4 separate regions of the Homo sapiens genome follow, and regions 1, 2 and 3 are each linked to region 4. The links are chromatin contacts, found by Hi-C or POLR2A ChIA-PET in ENCODE. All regions are on one chromosome and are shown on one strand. Each heading gives the region's core, a stretch centred on a gene start or an enhancer-like site at or near the end of the contact. The rest is flanking DNA. Distances are from core to core; before and after follow the strand shown.

Region 1 (5,463 bases), core at 1,645-4,144, 2.4 Mb before region 4:
TAATCTCCAAATTCATATGTTGATAGTATTTGGAAGTGGTGCCTTTGGGAGGTAATTAGGACTAGATAAAGTTATTAAAGTGGAGTCCCCAGTGATGACTCTGGTGGCTTTATAAGAAGAGGAGAGACCTGAGCTGACATGTTCTTGCCCTCTCATCGTGTGATGCTCTCCGCAATGTTATCATGCAGCAAGAAAGCCCCCACCAGATGTGGCCTCTTAACATCAGACTTCACAGCCTCCAGAACTGTAAGAAATAAATTTCTTTGTAAATCACCTTATCTGTGGTATTCTGTTATAGCAACAGAAAACAAATAAGACTGTCACTGATAGTTTAGATCTGTGATTCCTAAGTCCAGCTGCTGTTCACCCTGAATGAAGATCCAATCAACACTGTAGGTGTAATCCTTATCTCCCCGCTGCCCTTCTACTTCTCTCAATCTCCTGACCCTGACTCTCACTCCACAGGTCTTTCTATAAAACTGAAATCTTTTTATAAATTTATGATACTTCTGGGGACATCTGGGGACTTTTTTTTTCCTATGAGAAAGTGAAAAGGACTCCAGTGACTATTTGGTCTTGAAACAGTTTAATTTAGTTTTTTTCTTTATTCCCTTTCCCTATCTCCATTCTAGAAATTAACATAGAAACTCATTCTGGCTAAATTCCCAATACATTTTCACAGTGAGCATTTTCTGAAGTGAAAATTAGTAGCTTCCTTGCAGTTTTCATCAGGAATGTGAAATTGTGGAGCTCACAGGGGTGGAGAACTCAAACCCCATTTATGAATTAATACATGCTGTTGAGGGTACCTCACTGTCTGCAGAGTGCTGGCGAATCTTTTCTACAGAATCCTGAGTATCTAAATAGTATATTTTAATTTCCCTTCTCATTGAACCAGTGAGAAAATACCATTTTCTATTTGCAAAAATGAATTTTGTAACAACTAGTATCTATATAAGATTACATTATTTACACCATCCTTAGGGATTGGCAGCACCTGGGGCAAGTTACAGTGTATCTTTCTAGTTCCTCCTCCTCCTTCCCCAGTCCCGATTTTTATCCAGGTGAAATCTAGTTACAGTGAGCATTAAGGGCAACCTCAAATGGAAACCAATGTTAGTGGGGATAGACATACGGTAGGGGACACGGGGAGATGACCTCTGCCTTAGTCTAGCTCTGGCCAGTTGGGCTCTGAAGCAGCCTTGAATCCTTCAGTCTCAGGACCTAAGCTATTGGGCTAGCATCATATTTTTTTTTTTTTCTTGGAATGGCTCTGGTCACTCAGGTCCAAAACCTGTAATGGTATAGAATATCTGGCTTCTCTGGCAATTTATAGGGGCCACGGAAAAGTAAATCAACTTGTAATTGTTAAAGGCATTTGTAGGCTGAAATCAGATAGATCTGGATTTGAATCCTAGTTTTTCCCATTGGAAGCCACTGTAGATGTCAGAAAAAATAACTAATTTCTTTATGTATTAGTTTTGATAGCTATGAAATGGAGAAAAAAACCTGTCTCATAAAATGAAGATGAGGATTAAATGAGATAGTAAATGCTCAATAAAAGGCTGAGGAGAGCATTTAGTAACAACTCGTTACAAATGCCACCACTCAAGAGTTTCCTTTTTTCCCTTCACTCATGCTGCAAACATTTATTAAACTGTTGCTTCCTTCTGAGAATATAGAAAAATGGAATAGATGTACAAAATGAAATGGAGGAGCTTGCATTTGAGTAGAAAAGGCAGCATCTACTTCAGCAAGTGTTATACAGGGGGTAAGCACAAAACAGGCATATCCCAGCCGAGTGGCCCCCTGAGGCCAGAGTCATTAGCACACCTGAGGATGTCAAAGAGGAAGTGTTTAAGCTAAGTGTTACAGGATGAATAGAAGTTTTCCAAGTAGTCAAGGGTGAAAGTATGTTTCCACTAGAGGGATAGCGCAAGAGTTTGGTTTTGCTAGAGTTTAAGGTAGTGGAGAAAGTGGTCACACAGGCTCGGGAAAGACACTGGGGCCAGGTGATGAGGGCCCCTGAATGTCACACTAAGGAGTTTGAACTCTGTCATACTCAGTGGGTCTTTACCACGTGAGGAAAAGCAGAATGACGTTAATGAGGTGATGCTCTTCCCACCTCTAAATGTGGCTGACCCAGAATAGAGACCCTAGAAAGCTCAGTCACCACTGATGCGTCCAACCCTTCACTTATACATGAGGAACCTGAGGCCAGAGATCAAGTCATTCTGCAAAACACCTGACCAAGCATGAACAAAACAAGAATAGGTTATCTAAGTCTAGTGCTTAAACTTCCTCCACATTCAGATCCTCCTTTAAATCCAGGCTGCTTCATCTAAGCCCTGCATTCCATGTACTGGATTCCAATGTAAGTACTGTTTCTGGGTGCTTTACTGAATAACTGCGTCTCCCCCATCTTCTGAAAGCCAGCTCTGTCAGCCCTGCCCACTGGAAGTGGGGACCTCAGCTAGGAAGAAGGATAGGGGTTTTCCAAGGAGAAAATGAGTCGATTGTAATGCCTTACAGATGCAGAAACAAATTCAAAACCCAAAACAGATTGAGAGACGTCCTTCTTTCCCTCAAATTTGCAATCGCTGTTTTAGCACTGGAAACCACCGCATCACGCAGTAGCTGCTCCCTGCTCTTATTACCCTCAGCCGCTACCCAGTCCTTCCTTCCCCAGGGCCTAGCAGGAAGCACGCCAGCCAAAATGTGTGGGTGTGCCTGTGTGTGTGCACGAGTGTGTTTGTGTTTTCATGTTACAGATACCTGGGGAACTCGCGCCCTAGAGCAACAGAGCAGGGGCTTGCTTGGGTCTCCTCCCTATCAGGGCCCAGAAAAAGGGGTAGAAGCTGGCTTCACTTCCAGCTTCCGCAGGCTCGGTTCCAGTAGCGCCTCCGCTTCTCCAGACCCTGGGCGCTTGCCTCTCTCCTCCCTTAGCAACAGGGAAGCTGTGGATACCAACGGAGGGTGGGAGCCCGGGAGGCTGCGGGTAGCCCGGGCGCCCAGGGGCGGCGGCGGCCCAGCCCAGGTGCCCGCGCACAGGGGACCTCGGTGCGGAGCCACCCCTCGAGCGCGACTGTCGCAGCGCCAGCGCGCACGGGGCCCCACGCACCCACCCTCCGCACCTGCCGCGGGGTCCAAAAGGGATCCTGCAAAAATGAGCCATTCTCACCCCGCTGGGTAAGTGACAACTGGAGCTTTTCCACGCTGTGGCAGGTGGCGGCTTCAGCCAGCTGCCCCTCCTCCTCCCTCCTGCTGCGGAGGGAAGGGGCGAGAGGGGAGCGAGGGGGAGGGCTGGGGAGAGGAAAATATATACGAATTCTGGGTTGCAGCGAGGATGGCAGAAATCCCAGGCATCATGTCTCCTCCCTCCCCTTCTTCGTTTCTTTCACCCACGTTCGCCCCTTTTGAAATTTTCACCCTGGAAGGATTAAAAAATGGAAGTGAAAAACGCATACATTAAGCAAGGACCTTCGCTGGGATCAAGAAGATCCTGTGGTGTGGAACATGTGTGTTTAGATGCAAAAGAAGAGGTTACCAAAATAAGAATTCGTTTGGAGATTTGAGAATGAGAGATGCATTCTCACCTTAGCTTACATATAAGCGAGGTGTGAGTTCATTCAGTATTGAAAGATGTTTCATTGGGAAAAGGGGGTATTATTTCAGGGATTTTTTTCTGCCCAATCTCAAAAGGACCATAAGGGTCTTTAAAAAGTATTTTAATAAAGGAAGGTTATATGGCACAGGAAAAGAGAGGGAGGAGTTGTGTGCCTGTGTATTTACTCATGATCTTCAGTTGCTTTAGGTAGGTGAACCCCTTAGATAACCTATTTTGGCAATTTTCAATGTATTCTAGAAAGAACACCGTCATTATTGGCTGTTGCAAAAAAAAAAAGTTTCTTTTTTTATTGGAAGGGAGAATATCCAATTTCCTCCTGAATTAAACAATGTAATGCATATTAGACGATTTTTTATTATGATACATCTAGTAAGAAGATAAATATCCTAGTCAATCTTGCAATTAAATTGAAGGCACTTTCCTTTTTAATTGCATTTATTGCACATTTTTAGGAGCAGCAAATTAGCAGAGGACAACATATTTGAGATCATTTGGAGTTTGTGATGTTTGAAGTACCACATTAGTCGTTGTGTTGGAACTTATACCCAAACTTCAAGATTTTACTTTTTAATGAATTCTCTGAGTGTAATGGCGTAAATGAAAATGTTTGAAAAAACTAAAGCCATATAAGGTGCCACGTTGGAAATCAGTTTCAGAACTTTTAGAAAAGTGATATAGCTATGATTACATAAACTTTTTGTTTTATCTCAAGTTGAATTTAATTTAGGTACTTTTTAACATTTTGATGCTGAACTCCTGTGCAATTTTTAGTTATCTGTGGGTCATGTAAGATGCTACGTAAGATGCAAATAGCACTATTTTTCAGCAGCTGATGTTTGCAGTATGTTTGCATTTGGGAAAATAAATATGTCAGTCATGGTTGTCTTCCTATGTTTTTCAAGTTTTTGGCTAGTTAGAATCTGATTAGACCATTTAATAATCTATTTTAAAATGTGAGAAAAATGTAGCTATTGATTAAACTGTGCATGATTAAGATTTCAGAAACTGAAGTCAAATTTTTCTGAAGTTCCATTAGTTCCAAGCCTATGGGGAAAAGGGAAATTTGTGATTTAATGCAAGAGTATGTTTCATGGTACTCTTCAGGAAAGGTGTTAAGATGGCAACAAATACTTTGCACTTAAATGGTAAGCTCCTGAAAAGTAGGCACCATATTGTATTAATTTCTCTGATCCCTTCACTTAGGACAGTGTTCAGAACAAAATAAAACTCAACAAATGTGTGCTGAATAAATGGTATTGCCGGATGGTGCATCCAATCTAGAGATGCATGTATTCGGAAATGAAAATTGTGTTAGAACTAAATATTTATTATGTGCATACGATGTGCCAGGCTCCATTCTAGTGTTTTATATGAACTACCTTATTAAATCTTCCCACTCATGCTGGTTTTTAGTTACCCTCATTTTTACAGATAAGGAATTTGAGGACTTATTGGGGGAACCCGCCCCCAATATTTCAACATAGATTCTTTATATTTTCCATGAGTGTCGGCCAGCTGAGAAATAAAGAGAGACAGTATAAAGAGAGGAATTTTACAGCTGGGCCACCAGGGTGACATCACATATTGGTAGGACTGTGATGCCCACCTGAGTCTCAAACCAGCAAGTTTTTTATTAAGGGTTTCAAAAGGGAAGGGGGTGTAATAACAGACAGTAGGTACAAAGATCATATGCTTCAAAGGGCAAAAAGCAGAACAAAGATCAAATGCTTCTGAGGGAACAGGACAAAGGGCAAAAGCAGAACTACTGATAAGGGTCCAACAAAGATCACAAGGCAAAGGGCAAAAGCAGAACTACTGATAAAGGTCCAACAAAG
Region 2 (5,386 bases), core at 889-3,388, 2.1 Mb after region 4:
GAAGAATCTATTGTAGGGGGAGGGGTGGTTACTGTAAAATTTTGTACTCGAGCAATTCAATTCTCCAAAGGTGGGTTGTTTCTTCCCCAAAGGTAGGTTGTTACTATAAAGAGAAAAAGGTGGTTCTTTAATAAAGAAATCTTCTTAAAAACAACTGAAGTGTCTCTTACAATGATTACAGGATTAAAAAAAAAAGCAAGTTGGGAATTATGAAAAGCCACTAGGGAAGTCATGGTGATTAAAAAGAAAGGTTTTGGAGACAGATCTAGGTTCAAATTCCTGGTCGTGCTATTCAGAGAAACTTGTGAGGTTGGGTAAGTTTCTTCACCCCTTTTAGCCTCAATTTCCTTATCTGCAAAATTAGTCACTGTGTTAAATAAGAAATAGCAAACAGAGGTATTATTAGCACTGAGCCTGGTATGGGCCCAATAAGGCAGCTATTACCATTACTGTGAAGACAAGCTGACCAGGGACCTCATTAATAACGTTGCAAAAGCTGCTACGGTCGTTTTCCTTTAAAACTCAGGCTGGGCACGGCGACTGACACCTGTAATCCCAGCACTTTGGGAGGCCGAACTGGGCGGATCGCTTGAGGCTGGGAGTTCGAGACCAGCCTGACCAACATGGCGAAACTCCGTCTCTACTAAAAAATATAAAAATTAGCCAGGTGTGGTGGTGCGCGGCTATAATCCCAGCTACTGGAGAGGCTGAGGCAGGAGAATCACTTGAACCTGGGAGGCGGAGGTTGCAGTGAGCCGGGATCACGCCACTGCATTCCAGCCTAGGCGACAGACCAGACTTTGTCTCAAAAAAAAAAAAAAAAAAAAGACAAAAATCCACTCTTTGCTTTTTTAGTAGGGTAACAACTATTGGTAACTTTCTCTTGTTCGATATTAGTGTAAAGGACTCCACAGAAATAAGAACAAAAAGGGTAGAGTTAAAAACCGAATTTTACAGGTAGCAATAACCTGGACTCAGGTAAAAGTGCGTGATGAAGAATTGATCAAAGGGCCTTCATCCTAGCTTTCAACTATTCTACCAATCCTCAGTAGACTTGATGGGGGTTAGAATGGTATTCCCTGGCATATGCTTTTAAAACAAAATCATTTCAGGCAAAAGAAAAGTCTAGCACCCAGGATAGTACACATACTAGGCAGGATTAATCTTAATAATTACTTGTTGAATCAAGAAGTTGTACATTTCAGATGAAAATTTTAATTTCCTAGGAAACACCGACTTACATTGAACAAAATTTTCATTTGCTATTATTCTGGACTCACCGAGAGCTCAAGATTCTAGTTTTTATCTTCACTTATTTCAAAAACCTTATGCGGTAGGAATTATCCCCAAAGTAATGAAAAAAAGGAATGAGCTTTAAAAGCGGTTGAGTAAACTGCCTAAAGTTAACAGTTTCTAAAGTAAAGAAGCAGCTGAGATTTGAACTTGCTTTTTAGGGCTCAAAAATCCAAGCTGTCTGAGCTTCACTAAAGCATGTACCACTACTTGTCTCCCTAAACTGTCTGATACACAGAACATTTATTAAATTTTAAGGATTTTTGTTTTTGTCTTCTATGTTGCCAGTCCTTCCATTTCACATTACCTCCTTTGCTGGGTAAGCTATATACCCTCAATACAACGAGAATGGTGTCAGAGTACAAGCCTTAAGAACAGAAAATTTCTTTTACTCCGTACGCCAGAGGTCTGGCGCCACCACCACAAGCGACAAACACAGGCTGGGGTCCAGAAACGCTGCCGACCGCGCCCAGATCTCAAGTTTTAGTCAAGGCCCACGTTCAGACTAGGAGAGGGGAGAAGAGAGGGTTCTCTTTCCCCACACCCTCGCCACGGTGGAAGCACAGAGGAGAAGGTTGGAGTCGCAGTAACAGTGCAAACAATAAACCCGAAAGCCCCTCTTAAGCCCGTTAAACGCACTTACTTGATTGAAGTAATTCCAGGACGCTAGGCCGGCACCGGCAACGGAAAAGGCTTCTCTGTCCTCCAGCCCAGGCGCTGGTGCTGACGACATCTGGACTGCGCCGCAGAGAGTGAAGGCCCAGCGCGAGGCCGCGAGCCCAGCGCCCAGAGCGCGCGCTCACGAAAGGAGCGGGGCATCCCAACGGCGCCACCTTTAAGCGTCACGGGTGGGGCTGCAGCTTCTGGACCTAGGACTTTGAACATGTCGCGCCTGAAGCGGATAGCGGGGCAGGATCTCCGCGCTGGTTTCAAAGCAGGTGGAAGAGACTGCGGTACCTCGGTACCCCAAGGGCTGTTGAAGGCAGCGAGGAAGAGCGGCCAGTTAAACCTGTCGGGTAGAAACCTCAGTGAAGGTAAGACCCAGAGGTACGACCCTATTGTGTCTCCTGTCAGAAAGCCTTTGGCCCAGGCAACCTCCCTTTTCTCTGGGCTGGCTTTGGCCCCCTTTCTCAGACTGCTAGCCAGAATTTCTGTGCTCTAATCTAATCCCTGTGCTCATTTCGACCGGTTTGGTTAGCCCAGTTCAGTTCCTTCCCAGGTTCCCGCAATCTCTGTTAAAGGGACCCTGCTAAAAATACGGTCTAAATTTAAACGGGGCGCTTTCTGGGATTCCCACATTCTGTGGGATAAGCAACATAATATGTGACGAAACCAGCTATCAAATCACGGGCAAATCTTTTGTTTCTTTGGCCCTTATTTTCCTCCTCTTATTGTAATCTTCAAGGGCAATTACCAAAGCTAAAATTATATGTTTTATCGGCCCCTTTGTGAACCTGCACTGTTCCCTGCCGAGACGCTCTTCTGTATGCAGCTGTGCAGAGTTCTACTTACAAGGAATAATGAGTATATTTTCTAAGTTGAAGATCAGGATAGATGCCACACAGAGTGTTTGAATGTGGGGACATCCTGAGAAACCTGTTAAAGACCAAGAAGCACAAATCTGGGTACCATGAATGAATGGCCAGATGCTCTTCTGATTGTCGTGTGTGTGTGTGTGTGTGTGTGTGTGTAAGAGAGAGAGGGAGGGGAATGGAGAGATGGAGAAATAGAGCATTTTTCCTGTAATGTTTTTCTTCATTTATATTTAGGTTTTAAGACTGATTAAAACCTTCCATTTTCCTTCTAATGATTGCTTTCTTATTGTGACATGTATAAAGTAGATTAGGCAAGCAAATGCTTCTGAATGAATGAAAAGACACAGAATCCTTACTCCACCTAAAAGAGTTTTTGATCAATGGGAACATACTCATTTTCAAACTACAGTTGTGCATATATATATATCTACTTGGTTTCCCCAAAACCTGAAACATTTTTCTCTAAACTTGCATACCTATCATGCTAACATTCTGTTCTCTTACCTGTTTAATTTTTTAACAGCATTTATCACTATCAGAATTTATATCATTTATGTTTTTTGTTTTCTCTGCCCTCCAACCAAAAGGTTAATATCATGAAGTCAGTGAGCTTTGTTTTGTGCTTTGTTGTATTTCTATCACTGAAAATAGTGCTTGGTACATAGTAGAGTCTTATTAAATTTTGCGGAAGCAATAAGTAAGTGAATGAGTATTCTCAAATCATAAGTGGTGTGCTAGAATGTACTTATTGACTAGACTCAGGTGGTTTCGTCTGTTAAACTTTAAGAGAGCACATGGATTCTGACTCTTAGGTCCGTGATGATATGGATTAGAACTGCTTAGGTTATTGTTATATAACCAGAACCTAACACTTTACCTGGTACATAAAATGATTTTAAATGAGTGAATAAACAGCATTTCATAGGAGGGAAAGATATAAATGGCAGAAACTCATGGTATTTGTAGCTTATATATAAAAAAGGAATCCCTGTTACTATAATATAGAAAGTCTTTCTCTGTCTGGCTGTATGTAGCCCTCAGTTTCATCACTTGTTAGTGAAACTTTGATAGGCAAACCACTATAATTCTGAACTGTTTGTAGTTCGTTACGGGGTCGTGCTTCTTATCTTCCTATCTTTGCTCACATAACATTGAGATGGTTAATCACTCTGTGCCCTAATTTCTCATTTATTATGCAGGAGTCATAACAGGACCTATTAAGGTCTAAATGAGATAAAATGAAATAAAGTGCCTGGTACATAAAAAGTACACAGTAAAAATTCACCATTGCTGTTATCATGGCAGCACCTTCTAGTTGGTTTCCTGGAGTTTTTACTTTACATCTCACTCTTGCTACTCCAGAGGCTGAGGCAGGAGGATCACTTGAGTCCAGGAGTTTAAGGCTGTAGTGCCTTATGATCACACCTGTGAATAGCCACTGCACTCTAGCTTGGACAATATTGTGAGACCCTGTCCATAAACAACAACAACAACTACCCTCACACTCTAAATCCTAGTGTCATTACCAAGAGTTATTTTTCCAAAACAGATCTTACATCACTCAAAACGTTTAATGACTTCCCATAGCCCAGAAGATACGGTATAGGTAAACTTTTTAGCACAGCATACAAAAGTCTTTCTAAACCTTTCCCTTAACTATTTACTTTGAGGCCTCTTTTCAGTATCCTATACTTTGATAATGATAGTAGCTCATGCCTGTAATCCCAGCACTCTGGCAAATTGAGAGGCAGGAGGATCGCTTTGAGGCCAGAAATTCAAGACCAGCCTGAGGCAACATAGTGAGACCCCATCTCTACAAAAAATACAAGAATTAGATGAGCATGGTGGCGTGCGCCTTTAGTCCTAGCTACTTGGAAGGCTGAGGTGGGAGGATTGCTTGAGCCTGAGTTGGAGGCTGCAGTGGGTGCTGTGATTGTGCCATTGCACTCCAGCTTGGGCAAGAGAGTGAGATCCTGTCTCTAAAATAATAATAATGACACTAACAAAAATTACCTTTCCCCCAAACAACCATACTTTAAAATTTTTTAACGAACTTTTTTAATGAAAGTTGAGCAGATGGTACATTATATTCTCATATACCCTCTGTCTCCAGCTTAGAGTTTCCTCTGTTATTAACATCTTGCATTAATGTAGTACATTTATTATAATTGATGAACCAATATTGATACATTATTATTAACTGGAGTTCATAGGTTTGTTAGGGCTCATTCTTACTGTTGTACAGGTCTATGAAATTGACAAATGCATGTCGTATATCCACCATTAGAGTATCATACAGCATAATTTCACTTCCCTAAAAATCCTGTGTGCTCTACCCATTCATTCCTTACCTATCTTCCCCTGAACTGTGGGCAACCAGTGATCTTTTTCCTGTTTCTATAGTTTTACCTTTCCCAGAATGTCTCTTAATTTGAATCATACCAGTGCATAACGTTTTCAAACTGATTTTTTAACTAATCAGTATGCATTTAAGGTTCATCCATGTATTTTTGATGACTTAATCTTTTTTTTTTATTGCTGAGTAATATTCAATTGTA
Region 3 (5,487 bases), core at 1,547-4,046, 2.9 Mb before region 4:
GGCCATGGACCGGGGCGAGGACGACGGGGACAGCGGGGCCGAGGAGGAGCACGAGTCCTCGTCCCCCGCTCCCTCGGGGCTCACCTGCAGGAAACCGCGAGGCGCAGGCGGTTCTAGACCCCTCCTCCCCTTCGCATCCCACCTACCCACAAGGGCGCCCCCACCGCCTCCCCTCCCTTCCCCCTGGCCACCCCACCCCACCCCCAGCTTCTTGAGGTCACGATTCTCGCCCTCTTCCCCGAGTCCAAGCTCTGGCTACGCACCCGCTGGGGCTGCCGACCCCTGACCTATTCGGACCCCAGAAGTCTTGCGGCCCTGCCCTCCTCGCGGGCCAGCTAAGCTTCCCACCCCACCCAGACCCTCTCCGCCCCGTCCTCTGTCTGCTGCAGGAGGGGCCAGCTGGGCCCTGGAAGGAGCGCGGGGACAGCGGCCCTTCGTCCTGCGCCGCCTCCCCACGGCCAGTCTTGCCAGCACGCGAGCCCCTCCGCACTCACCAGTCCCTCTTCCCCGGCGCCTTTGCGAGTCCTCCCGGCCGCCAGGGCTGTAGTCCGCCCGCACTCCTCTGACATGAGCCCCTGACACTGCGGAGTAGGAGGGGGAGAAAGTATGGAGAAACAGATCAGAAGTTCCGAGCGTGCTGCCCGCCCCAGCCTCGGCGCGGGGAGCGAGCTAATGAAGGCCCTCAGAGTGCGGGGCAGCGCGTGCAGCCGTCACGGCGCCTGAGCCCGGGCGCCGCGGGCGGGCTGGCGCGCAGCCTCCTTCGCTGGCCGCTGGCGGCCGCCACCCGAGCGCTGGTAGCTCGTCCCGCGCTCCCCGGGCTCCGGGTCTCCGGCGCTCACCCGGGCACGTCGGTTCCCCGCCCCCCCGCCGGGGATAACAAGTTAATAACAATCATCCCCTCACAAAGCTCTTTCTTTCCAGACGTCAATCATAGCGGAGCGGGGAACACCGGGCTAAAGGGGGTGCGGGGCAGTGGGAGGTGGAGTGCGAGAGAAGAAAAGAGGATTGAGGAGGGGGTGGGAGAAGAAACTAGATTTCTTTAATAACCTCAATTAAAAGAGCAAGACACATATATATTTTAAAAAGGGGGCTTTTTGAATAGGATAGCCCGAAAGGTGAAGAGGTTTAATAGGATACTTGAAAGCTAATTACAGCGGGATTTAAGAAGCCTGGTGTTTGTTCCGATGACAATTTGAATGAAAATGCTTCAGATTAAACCGAGCCAGCAGCTCTTTCGTAAACTTACAGCAATTAGAGTGGCGAGTGATTTACACTCGTTTCTTTAAGGTGTAAATTGCCACTTATTGCTCAGTAAGTCAACATTTGAGCTACTAAAGGATTATTTTTAACCAGCGCAAAAAGCGGGTAGAATAATGGAAAATATCCAGCTGAATTTAATTTGTGCCATTAAAAGAACTCACCCAACCTCTGACAAAATGTTTTAAAGAAACAACGCGCGTTACTCAAGTGTTTCCAAGTATTTGCTGGAGTTTTGTTCTTAAACGAAAACGCAGCGTCCCTGGGCTTAGACCGCTTTCGTTTCCAAAAACTCTAGCTCGGGGGCGGGTGGGTACCCCGAACTCGAGCGGCTCGCACTTCTGCATTTCTGACTGTTCGCCTCCCCTTCTCCCTCCCTCTGGAAGCACCAGGCAAGATACCAACCTGGGGGCCTCCCGGACCGTCGGCCGAGACCCTCCCTTTCTGGGGTGCGCTCCCTACGCGGGACCCAGCGTAGCTGCACTGAGGCCGCGTCCTCACACACAAAGGGCGTTTAAACAGAACAGCTCCGCTTTCGCCTGGTGTCCCCAACCGGCTTCGGAGCAAAGAAATAGTCAGGGGCGCCCCGCGCGCGTCCTGCTGAGGCCCTCAGACAGGCTGCAGATGATTTCAAACTTAAAACACCAAATACCCACAGGTCCTGCCTCCCGAGTGAGGTGAGAGCTTGTCAGCTTCCCCAGTCTACTCAGACAAACCGCGTGACTCGTTTTGTGCCCTGCGGTTTTCTTTTGGCATTTTAGGTAAAATGGCTCTCCCGGCAAGCCCAGGGATCCCGGAGGCCTTTCTGGAGCCCCGCAGAGGGAGGTGTGCCTCAGGGCAGGCAAGTGTCCGCGGGCAGCCGAACGAAACGAGCCAGGTCTCCGGTTCCACCCGACAGCCGCCCAGTCCTCCCGACCCACTCTCCCGGACCGCCACGATCACCACAGCAAATAGAACAAAAGCACGACTCACATGGACCTGAGAGCGCCTTAGGCTCGAGGCTTCATCTCCCAAATTACAGTCTCCATGTCTCAGGTTAAGTGAGCTTTTGGGGAGGGAGTGCAATGATTACTGACTAACGCTACTACGTAATAAAAAAAAAAAATTGCCAGGTCTGAAGATGAGGCCGTTACAGGTAGTTTCTGAACCTTGTTTAGGAGCCCAAACAACTCGAGTTTCAAGGACACTGCGATTCAGCTGGTCTGGCCAGGCGTCGGCTCGCTCACCTTCTCAGGGGGAACTGCCAGCTCCGGCACGTCCTTTGCTACTAGTTTACACACAAACATCTGATCGTTCTTCCAATACATGGCACTGCTAGGGCTGCTTATCACATACCAACTCCAGAGGGTCAGAGGCTGTCCGTGTCTGCCGATCTCCCCCCTCCCCCGCCCCGATCCACTAATAAAAGCTGATGCCGAGAAGGATAATGCTACAAGTGTGTCTTCGTCCAAAGAGGCCGCTGTGGCCTGACCACTTTCTGATGAACCGTTCTTAAAATTCCTTTCCCAGCTTCACTGAGCTCTGAGTGAAGTGAGCACTGAGCTTTTCCTGAGTCCCTCCAGGAAAAGAAAAAAAAAAAAGTTTTGTTTTCCAGAGGGTGGAACCTAATATAAAGGAAGGGGGCGTGTGGGGGAAAGTCTTTCCTGGAGAAATTGCTTCGCCTCTTTCAGGAAAACCCGCCTTCTCTACATGTTAAAATCTTTATCAGAACACGCCAACTGACTTCAGGTTTAGTACTAAAGAAAAAAAAATTGGGGGATGTCCTGTTAACTTGACTTTAAAAAATCTGCTGTCTGCATTTGCCATAACTTTTAAATTCTCGCTCCCCAACCCAAACCTAAACAAAGATTCAGGTTACATCTCTTTCTGCAGCAAGCAGAAGGGGAAGTGGAGGTCTGGGTGACTTGAAAGTTTTAGTCATTCTCTTGAAACTCGCAGCTGTCCGGTGTAGCCGAGGAATGCCACCGCTCCTGGCAGCCTGGGAGCTGACTTATCTAGCAGTTCGCGCTCCCTTTCCGAAAAGTTTTCTCATTAAGATAAAGAAGGAACATCTGAGCAACACAAAAGCTTATGATTTGCGACTAGATTTGAAATCAAGGCTACAAGAAAGACAAAAGTATGTTGCTAATGAGTATTGCTCTTTCATCTCCTAGACAAAATGTAAGCCCGAGCAGCCTTGTCTTCTGCCTCAAGTTCTGACTGCGGGGCGGGGAAGCGGCGGAGGGAGGTATTCAGGGTACCTTAATTTTGATTAAGATTGGAAGGTGTGTTTGTTTAAACAGACTCTTTGTGGTATAAACTTTATTTCATTATTTAGTGTATAAAGACAAATTTGGTTAAAAGATTATTTTTAAATGATTTTTGTTTCCATTTAAAAAGCTAAACTTCTGAAACTAAGAAGATCTAGGAGTCTATTTCTTAAAGGCCTTTAACAGAATCATAGGATTTTGCTTTAATTAGATGGAAATATATATGTAAAACACACACACGCACACACACATATCTTATCTCCTTGCCTTATTTGTATAGAAGAAAAAGAGCGAAATGATCTTGCCCAGACCCCAGCTCGGTCAGCAGCCGGCTAGCGGAGGAGATAGATAGCCTTTCCTGTGATGAAGTGAGCCTGTGTAAGAGTCTGGGACCGAGTTACCACTACAAATTTAGTTTTTCCTCCATTGCATTTTTCTCCCATAAACACTAGAGTCTTCAGAGCATTTTCCTATCGCCATTGTTTTTCTTTTCGCGCAGCTGCGCACAAGTTAATATTAGCCATCCCCCTGCCGGTCCTCTCTGGGAGATCTCGTTTAAATTTACTGAGCGAAGGGAGGAGGACGATATAATTAATCTGTGCCCTCTTAGAAAATTGAAAGATTGGGGTGGACTGACTTTTCAAAAAGCTAACTTGTGCGTGGGAACCAGAAAGACTTGTGTTTTTCATCAAATGCAGAAATCGGTATTGGGGGTGGTGGAGAAATTCACATAATGCATTTTCCATGAAATAGCATCGTTGTGGAGACCGCTCTTCCGAATGGAAAGTCAGAGTCGTGCAGAACATTGGCGCCATCAGGTCGTGTATAGAGCAGGATTTCGTTGAAAGTGGAATTAAACATAAAGGTCCGGTTTGGATATTTAATTACAGTGTGTGTGTGTGTGTGTGTGTGTGTGTGTGTTAGGGTTTAAAGTGAATCTGGGGTACTGTCTGGCTACTATCGAGGAGAATTTATCGCGCGGGTCATTTGGAGATCCAGAGAGAGCTGGAGCTGTGTTAGGGAAGCAGGGCGGGGGTGCGGGCATTTATGCGGTCTTTCCACCCACCCTCGCCTAATCAGGCGGCTCTCAGTCAGGTTTTCAAAATACTAACCTTGATCTAAGAGCGTCTATCTCTGCATAAGTGGAGAAAATGATTCATTTTTAGAGGTTTCTGGGCTTGGGGAAGAAGAATGGTCGTCAGACAGGAGCAGAAGACGTGAAAGATTGGTCTGGCCTCGCTTTACTCCAGGCGCCTTGTGGGATGCTGACCTGTCCCGGGGTGCAGCTGCGCGCACCCCTCCTTGAGCTGTAAGCCTCTGGGCGGTGAGTCAATTTCTATGTCCTGGGCGGTATAAGCCTTTGGCTGGGGGTCGAGTGTGCAAGAAGAGGGGAATGTGTTTGCTATGAATCCCAGGGCTGATCGTCCTGTCGGTCTGGGGTCCAACGACCTTCTGACCTTTTGTCAGGGGTGGGCGTACGAAGGTATAGCTTCTTCCTGGTGGCCCGGTTCCCTGGAGCTCGCGTCACGCCTCTTACCCACGCTCATCCTCGGCTGGGGCAACGGAAAAGTTATCTTCCTACTTTACAGGGGTGCGCTAAAAATCAAAAGAGTTTTTGTTTGTTTGTTTGGTCTTAGTAATGAGGGTTTTTAGCCCAAACGCCAATTGATTCCAATTTTGAACGAAGACTCTGATCAAAAAAACATCATCTTATGTGTCCACAGGTGGAAAAGCAATCGCCTGCGTCGTGACAGTTCCTACCTACTAAATTGAAAATTTGAAAATCAGAGGCGGCAGGCCCACCCAAGGTGTCTACCAACATCCGTGGACCACAGGGCTTTTTGCAAGCCCATGGGAAAGACAGCCTGAGAGACTTCGGAGTGCGTCCTGTCCCAGGCTGTGCCTCTCCTGCTTAAGGGAAGCCTTGAGTGTATCTCCCTAAAAACAGATGGGGGCAGGGAAGGGGTCTAGATCCCGTGGA
Region 4 (5,399 bases), core at 203-2,702:
GCAAGCCTGTTAACGCGGTGTGGAGGCTGTTAAGAAATACAACCCTGCGACTCGTTAAACCCCTTAACTCTGCCCTGCCTTGACTCGGATGCGCCGATTATTCGGCCTGATAGGCTCAAATGGGTTAAACTGCCTCTTACATAACTGGACCGCCTGGGCTCTACACAATTAAAACACTTGATTGCAGTCTTTTCCCGACTCTACATCCCAGCATGACCCGCCCCGTCCCTCCCAGCGCGCCTGCGTGCCGCGCGTGCACAGGCCCCCGCGCGCACGACACGCTCTCTATCACACACACACTCCATGTTGACCATAAACAATCCCCTACTCACACACACAACTTAGTGTCAACACCCACAGATAAAAGAGGGGCGTCCTGCAATCCATACGGGCCGACCGCCACAAACACGCAAGCTGCTCTGCCGCAAGGCCTTGCACCTCCTCGTGTCCCCGCAAAAAAGCAGCGCCCCGCCACCGTCCCTACCTATTCCCGAGAAAACGCAGAGAGAACTAGTTGGCTGCTCGCTAACTGCAGCGTAGCCACCCAGGCAAGATTAGAAGAAAATAAACAAAAAAACAACTCACAGTCGCCGGCGTCATGATGGCGCCGACCACAACTTGGAGGACTTCAAACTTACGGTGCCTCGAGAGGTAAAACGCACCGGTGAGGGAAGGCAAAGCGCCCCTCAGCTCTCTTCACCCCAGCCCTGACACGGAGACTTTTCTAGCAAAGAATCCCTCTAGCGCTTACGACAGTAAGGAGAGCCTTCATTCTAAGGTGCCTCTCTTTCCCCCTTAGTTTGCATAATTGTGATACAGTTCCTCCTATTTTTTTTTTCGTTGTCTTGCTTTTCTTTTTTTTTTCTTGCTATCTTTTTTCTTTCTTTTTTTATTATTTTTTTAATCCCCCTCCCTTCTCCATCCCCAGTCCCCTGGCGGGGTTGCTAAGGAAACGGCCGCTTGGCAACGCGCGCGAGCCCGGGAGCCGGCGGCCGGCGCAGCGCTCCGCGCTGCTTCTGCTGCTGCTGTTGCTGTTGCTGCTGCTGCTGCTGGGATTGCAGCCGCCGCCGCCGCCGCTCGCCCTGCCTCCTCCCCCGCCGCCGCGCCTCCTCCCTCACTCGCCGGCGCGCTCGCCTCCTCGCTAGATGGTGTGCGAGCCGCCCGAGAATTAGACACACTCCGGACGCGGCCAAAAGCAACCGAGAGGAGGTGTAGTGTGGTGCCAGGGGGAGGGAGGGGAGGGAGGGAGGGAAAGCGAAGAGGAGGAGGGGAGGCAAAAACACCGAAAAACAAAAAGAGAGAAACAACACCCAACAACTGGGGTGGGGGGAAGAAAGAAAGAAAAGAAACCCACCCACCCACCAAAAAAAAAAAAAAAAAAAAAAAAAAAAAAAAATCCTGTGGCGCGCCGCCTGGTTCCCGGGAAGACTCGCCAGCACCAGGGGGTGGGGGAGTGCGAGCTGAAAGCTGCTGGAGAGTGAGCAGCCCTAGCAGGGATGGACATGATGCTGTTGGTGCAGGGTGCTTGTTGCTCGAACCAGTGGCTGGCGGCGGTGCTCCTCAGCCTGTGCTGCCTGCTACCCTCCTGCCTCCCGGCTGGACAGAGTGTGGACTTCCCCTGGGCGGCCGTGGACAACATGATGGTCAGAAAAGGGGACACGGCGGTGCTTAGGTAGGAAGAACGGCGTGCTTTTCGTACTTGTTTCGGTCTATCTTTCTGTCTCTCTTTGAACCCTCTTTGCCTTCTTTATAACACAAGCAATAATGCTGGTGGTGCTCATCATGGAAAGACCACATCCCAAGAATTCCAGGTGCAGATTCTTCCCGGAGCCCCGGCCCGTTTATGCTGGGGCAGGTAGCAAGCTGGACTCGTGATGCTAAAGCACTTTGCCGGAACGCCAAGTAGCCTGGGGATGAGTGAACTGTCAGGTTTAGAAGGAGGGGCAGGTGCCACTTTGAAACTCAATGCACAAGGTCTCTGTTTTACTGTCATGGGGTACTCCTGGAGAGTCTGACAAGTTTATCAGGTTTGTTTCTATTTTACTCCAGCATAAGCGACTCTTTCAAACTGCTGTTCTCTGCTCCCATTTATTTTCCCTCTCACTTGGACACTTAGGCTCGATTTCTTGCTCTTTATCTTTCTTTCCTTTTACCGCTTTCTGTTTTCTTTCTTTTCTCCTTCCTCATTCTCTTATACCATTTTCCCCACCTCCTTGTAACTCTTTTTCCCTCCAATATCTCTTTTCATACCTTTTCTATTTTCTGTTTTTTCCCTCCTTTTTAAAATTTCTTCTCATATTTTCTCATTTTTATCTCCACGACTCTAATTTCTGTTCCTCACATTTAATCCCCTTTCCTCCTCTCTTTTACCCTTTTTTCTTTTTGTCTATTTTTTTTATTCCTCCTTAATGTCCCTATCCTGTGCCCTGTCTTCCCTCTTTTGACTCCCATTTCTCATCCCTCTCCCCATACCGTTTCCCACCCCTGTGGCACACACAGGCATGGTCACTGTTCCCCTCCAGTACCATTTACTCACCCTCATAAATCTTATTTCCATAAACATACTAACTCACATACTCTCACATCCTCACATGCACTGGCACTTCCATGCTGTAAGAACCACTTCCACATTCAGATTGTCTCTCACTGTTTTTAAAAGGCATACTCTCCTTCTCTGTTCCACATTGTCACTCACACATGTGTACACACTGCCTGTCTCACTCGCTGCTCTCACTCTGTCTCTGCTTCTCTCTTTTTCTCTTTCTGTGTCTTTCTATCCCCTTTTTATTCCTACCTTCCTCCCTCCATCAGTCTTCACTTTTACTTATTTTTCTCATTTTCCCTTCTTTCCTCTGAGCTTGAGCTCTGAGGTGGTTTGTCATTAATAAACATCCATACCCTGATTTTACCCCTAAGCAACACTGCAGAGTGGGAGTCTGGGAATATTTTATTTCCTATGAAAATATAAATGGATGATCAGCAAAGCTTAGATCTAAACAAAGCTAAACGCCCTATTCCTTCATTTCTTTCCCATCACCCTCCCTTCTCCCCCTGCCACCCCACCTCACATTTCCCTGAAAGATCTTCTTTTTCTCCACTGGGTGGTAGTTGGCTTGTAAGTCTGGCTTGCACAACATCAGTGTACATGACATGTCTAAGGTGAAAGAGAGTGGGAAATGTTTCTGTTTGAAACATGCAACATATTTAAATTTAATGATGTGGGTGTGGTATATGACTTACACCTTTTGGAACATGCCTATGAGTTCAAATTTGGAATACTATCGTATTTTTTAATATACACTAATACATATGTTTTTAATAATTTCTGTTTTGAATAACAAATGCCACTATATACAAAAGTAACTAATATCTTTGATATTACACAGTAAAAAAAAACTTTTCATTGTTGGTAACAGTGATAAATTCTTTGTCACAGAGAGGATATAAATTAAGCCTGTATTTTCTCTTTATGTTAAGTTTGTTTTAGAAGTTTGAACAACAGTGGTAAGGGCAAGACACTATCTTCAGAGATTGCAAACACATATCATGGGAGCTGCAATATGTATTTTTGTAGCAAGCAACATATTGCTTATTTGTAGTGAGCATTACCATTTCCACCCTAAAGGGTTTAGGAGACTGCTTTTCTTTCAATAATGTATCCTGGCATTTGGTTTCCCAAACAAACAACAATTTAATAAATACTATGGTTAGTGAAGATAGCTGGACCCACATTCTGCTTCCAGGAGACCCATGTTTAGTTCACTCATTGCTTCCAACAGTGGAGCTTCCCTAATATGTGGGGACCATATATTTCCAGTGTTGTTGGTTTGGTGCAGTCCTTGTTTACTTTGTGTGCTCTGTACCTCATCCATTTTGATGCTATATCCCGCATTTTGTGATACTGAGGGAACTTGACTTTCAAACTTCTTAAAGAGAACAGAGTCTCTGTGTCTTCTCAATAATGTTTCTAACAAATTAGATTTTAGTTTTTAAATTTTTTTATCATATGAAATAGAAATTTGAACTGCATTACTTTTACTCAAAGCAATTTGCTTACAGTAATTCTGAAATTCTCTAAGAATTATCCAGTTGTTGAACTTCTTACATTGTCTGTAGGTTTTAAACTAATTTAACGTATCCATTTATAAGAAATTCTCTCTCCATTAGAAAATGTTAAATATTGTCAGTTATTTTTTTCTTGACTCTTCTCTACAGCTGGTAATTTCCTCTGATCATAGACCATTACAGATAGAGCTTAAGGACTAATTGAGTATAGGCAACTCAGGTGATGCATCGTTTTTTAATCAAGAGTAATGTTACAGTTATATTTTGTTTTTTCTTTGTATACTTAAAACCATATCTGTTGTTATTCTCTAACTCACTAGAAAACAAAACAAAATTCTACCCTTCAAACATATGCCCTTGTCCCATCAAAATACATGAATGAAGTGCTCAAGAGAACACTTAACCAAATTACATATCATTCATCAAGCTTAGCCCAATATATTCTATTTTTAATGTAACATATTCCTCACAGTGTCTTTAATAAAAAACAAATAGTGGCATAACAGTTATCAAATAATTTTAAGTGCTAAAGGCCATAAAGTGCAAACATGCCAGTCAGTGACTCTGTTGCTTGTGGTTACACTAATAAAACAGAAGTTTAAAGGTCAAATGATACATTTCTGTCTCCTAAGTGCCAGAATATCTGTTTTTGAGAAGAGGATCATGAAAAACAAAACTTTCCTTAAGTGGAGTTATAATACCCAAGGGAAATTCATTCTGTTATCTAACTGTATCTATCATTTTGTAAATCATCTTTTCTGTTTAGCTTAAATACAGGATTTATGATGACATTCCACTTAATAATTTTAATATTTTTATCATTTTAACTTTGTCTTTTAGGGTTAGTGAAGCCATATATATGAAGTGTAAAGATGTTTCTTACTTTTAATAATGTTATTCTGTGCTAAATTTCTGAATGATTCACTTGAATTATTTGGACCTTCTTGATAAAGTATTTAATGATACAGATATTCAATATAGTAATGTTTGATATTTCCCTTTCTTAAGCTTTGTATTTAAAAAATATATGATGTCTAAAATACATTGTAATTTGCTATAAACACAAACTGTTGCCATTAACTTATTAAATATAGACTTTAATTGCTACTACATTTAATATATACAGTATTTTATTCTTAACAGAACTTGTTAATCTTGTATGGAGACATTTACTTTTTTTCCATGTTTTGAGTTGCATTTTGTGAACATGGAAGATCTGAGTTAATGTGTCATGGGCTGATCTAGTAGAGAACAGGAAGTGCTAGAACCACATTGGTTATGCTTCAGTACCCAGTGTTTCTAGAACTGGAGAATTCAGGGGAATATAACTCTGC

Evidence for each region. Hi-C counts contacts between places; a loop is a spot of excess contacts on that map. ChIA-PET counts read pairs that join two places held with the same protein, here RNA polymerase II (POLR2A). Pooled maps may share reads with other maps.
Region 1: a map with no recorded cell type shows a loop between it and region 4 (2.9-fold over the local background). The contact joins the promoter of ERICH3 here to the promoter of NEGR1 in region 4. A Hi-C loop is called at or near these places in 1 of 168 maps with a recorded cell type or tissue (IMR-90), 1 of 37 single-sample maps with no recorded cell type and 5 of 50 pooled maps. POLR2A ChIA-PET finds 5 or more read pairs at or near these places in 1 of 52 experiments (BJ).
Region 2: a map of naive thymus-derived CD4-positive, alpha-beta T cell shows a loop between it and region 4 (11-fold over the local background). The contact joins the promoter of LRRC40 here to the promoter of NEGR1 in region 4. A Hi-C loop is called at or near these places in 1 of 168 maps with a recorded cell type or tissue (naive thymus-derived CD4-positive, alpha-beta T cell) and 6 of 50 pooled maps. POLR2A ChIA-PET finds 5 or more read pairs at or near these places in 1 of 52 experiments (Panc1).
Region 3: a loop to region 4 is called in a map with no recorded cell type, with 10 times the contacts of the local background. The contact joins the promoter of LHX8 here to the promoter of NEGR1 in region 4. A Hi-C loop is called at or near these places in 4 of 37 single-sample maps with no recorded cell type and 6 of 50 pooled maps.

What each region holds. Positions count from the first base shown.
Region 1 is chr1:74,671,223-74,676,685 of GRCh38, reverse strand. ERICH3 (glutamate rich 3) reads left to right here and starts at 2,894. Exons shown (of 15, transcript NM_001002912.5): 1 at 2,894-3,189. The coding sequence starts at 3,167.
Region 2 is chr1:70,202,331-70,207,716 of GRCh38, reverse strand. LRRC40 (leucine rich repeat containing 40) reads left to right here and starts at 2,138. Exons shown (of 15, transcript NM_017768.5): 1 at 2,138-2,327. The coding sequence starts at 2,177. It also overlaps a transcript of SRSF11 not described here. RefSeq lists enhancers at 1,915-2,224, 2,485-2,544.
Region 3 is chr1:75,131,697-75,137,183 of GRCh38, reverse strand. It overlaps LHX8 (LIM homeobox 8), which reads right to left and starts at 2,796. Exons shown (of 9, transcript NM_001256114.2): 1 at 2,230-2,796; 2 at 495-581; 3 at 1-84. The coding sequence starts at 569. It overlaps LHX8-AS1 (LHX8 antisense RNA 1), which reads left to right and starts at 4,608. Exons shown (of 2, transcript NR_187397.1): 1 at 4,608-4,830; 2 at 5,231-5,487. RefSeq lists enhancers at 1,979-2,491, 4,649-5,487.
Region 4 is chr1:72,278,592-72,283,990 of GRCh38, reverse strand. It overlaps NEGR1 (neuronal growth regulator 1), which reads left to right and starts at 1,452. Exons shown (of 7, transcript NM_173808.3): 1 at 1,452-1,672. The coding sequence starts at 1,497. It overlaps LOC105378797 (a long non-coding RNA gene), which reads right to left and starts at 1,057. Exons shown (of 6, transcript XR_947506.3): 1 at 586-1,057. RefSeq lists silencers at 1,016-1,105, 1,206-1,265.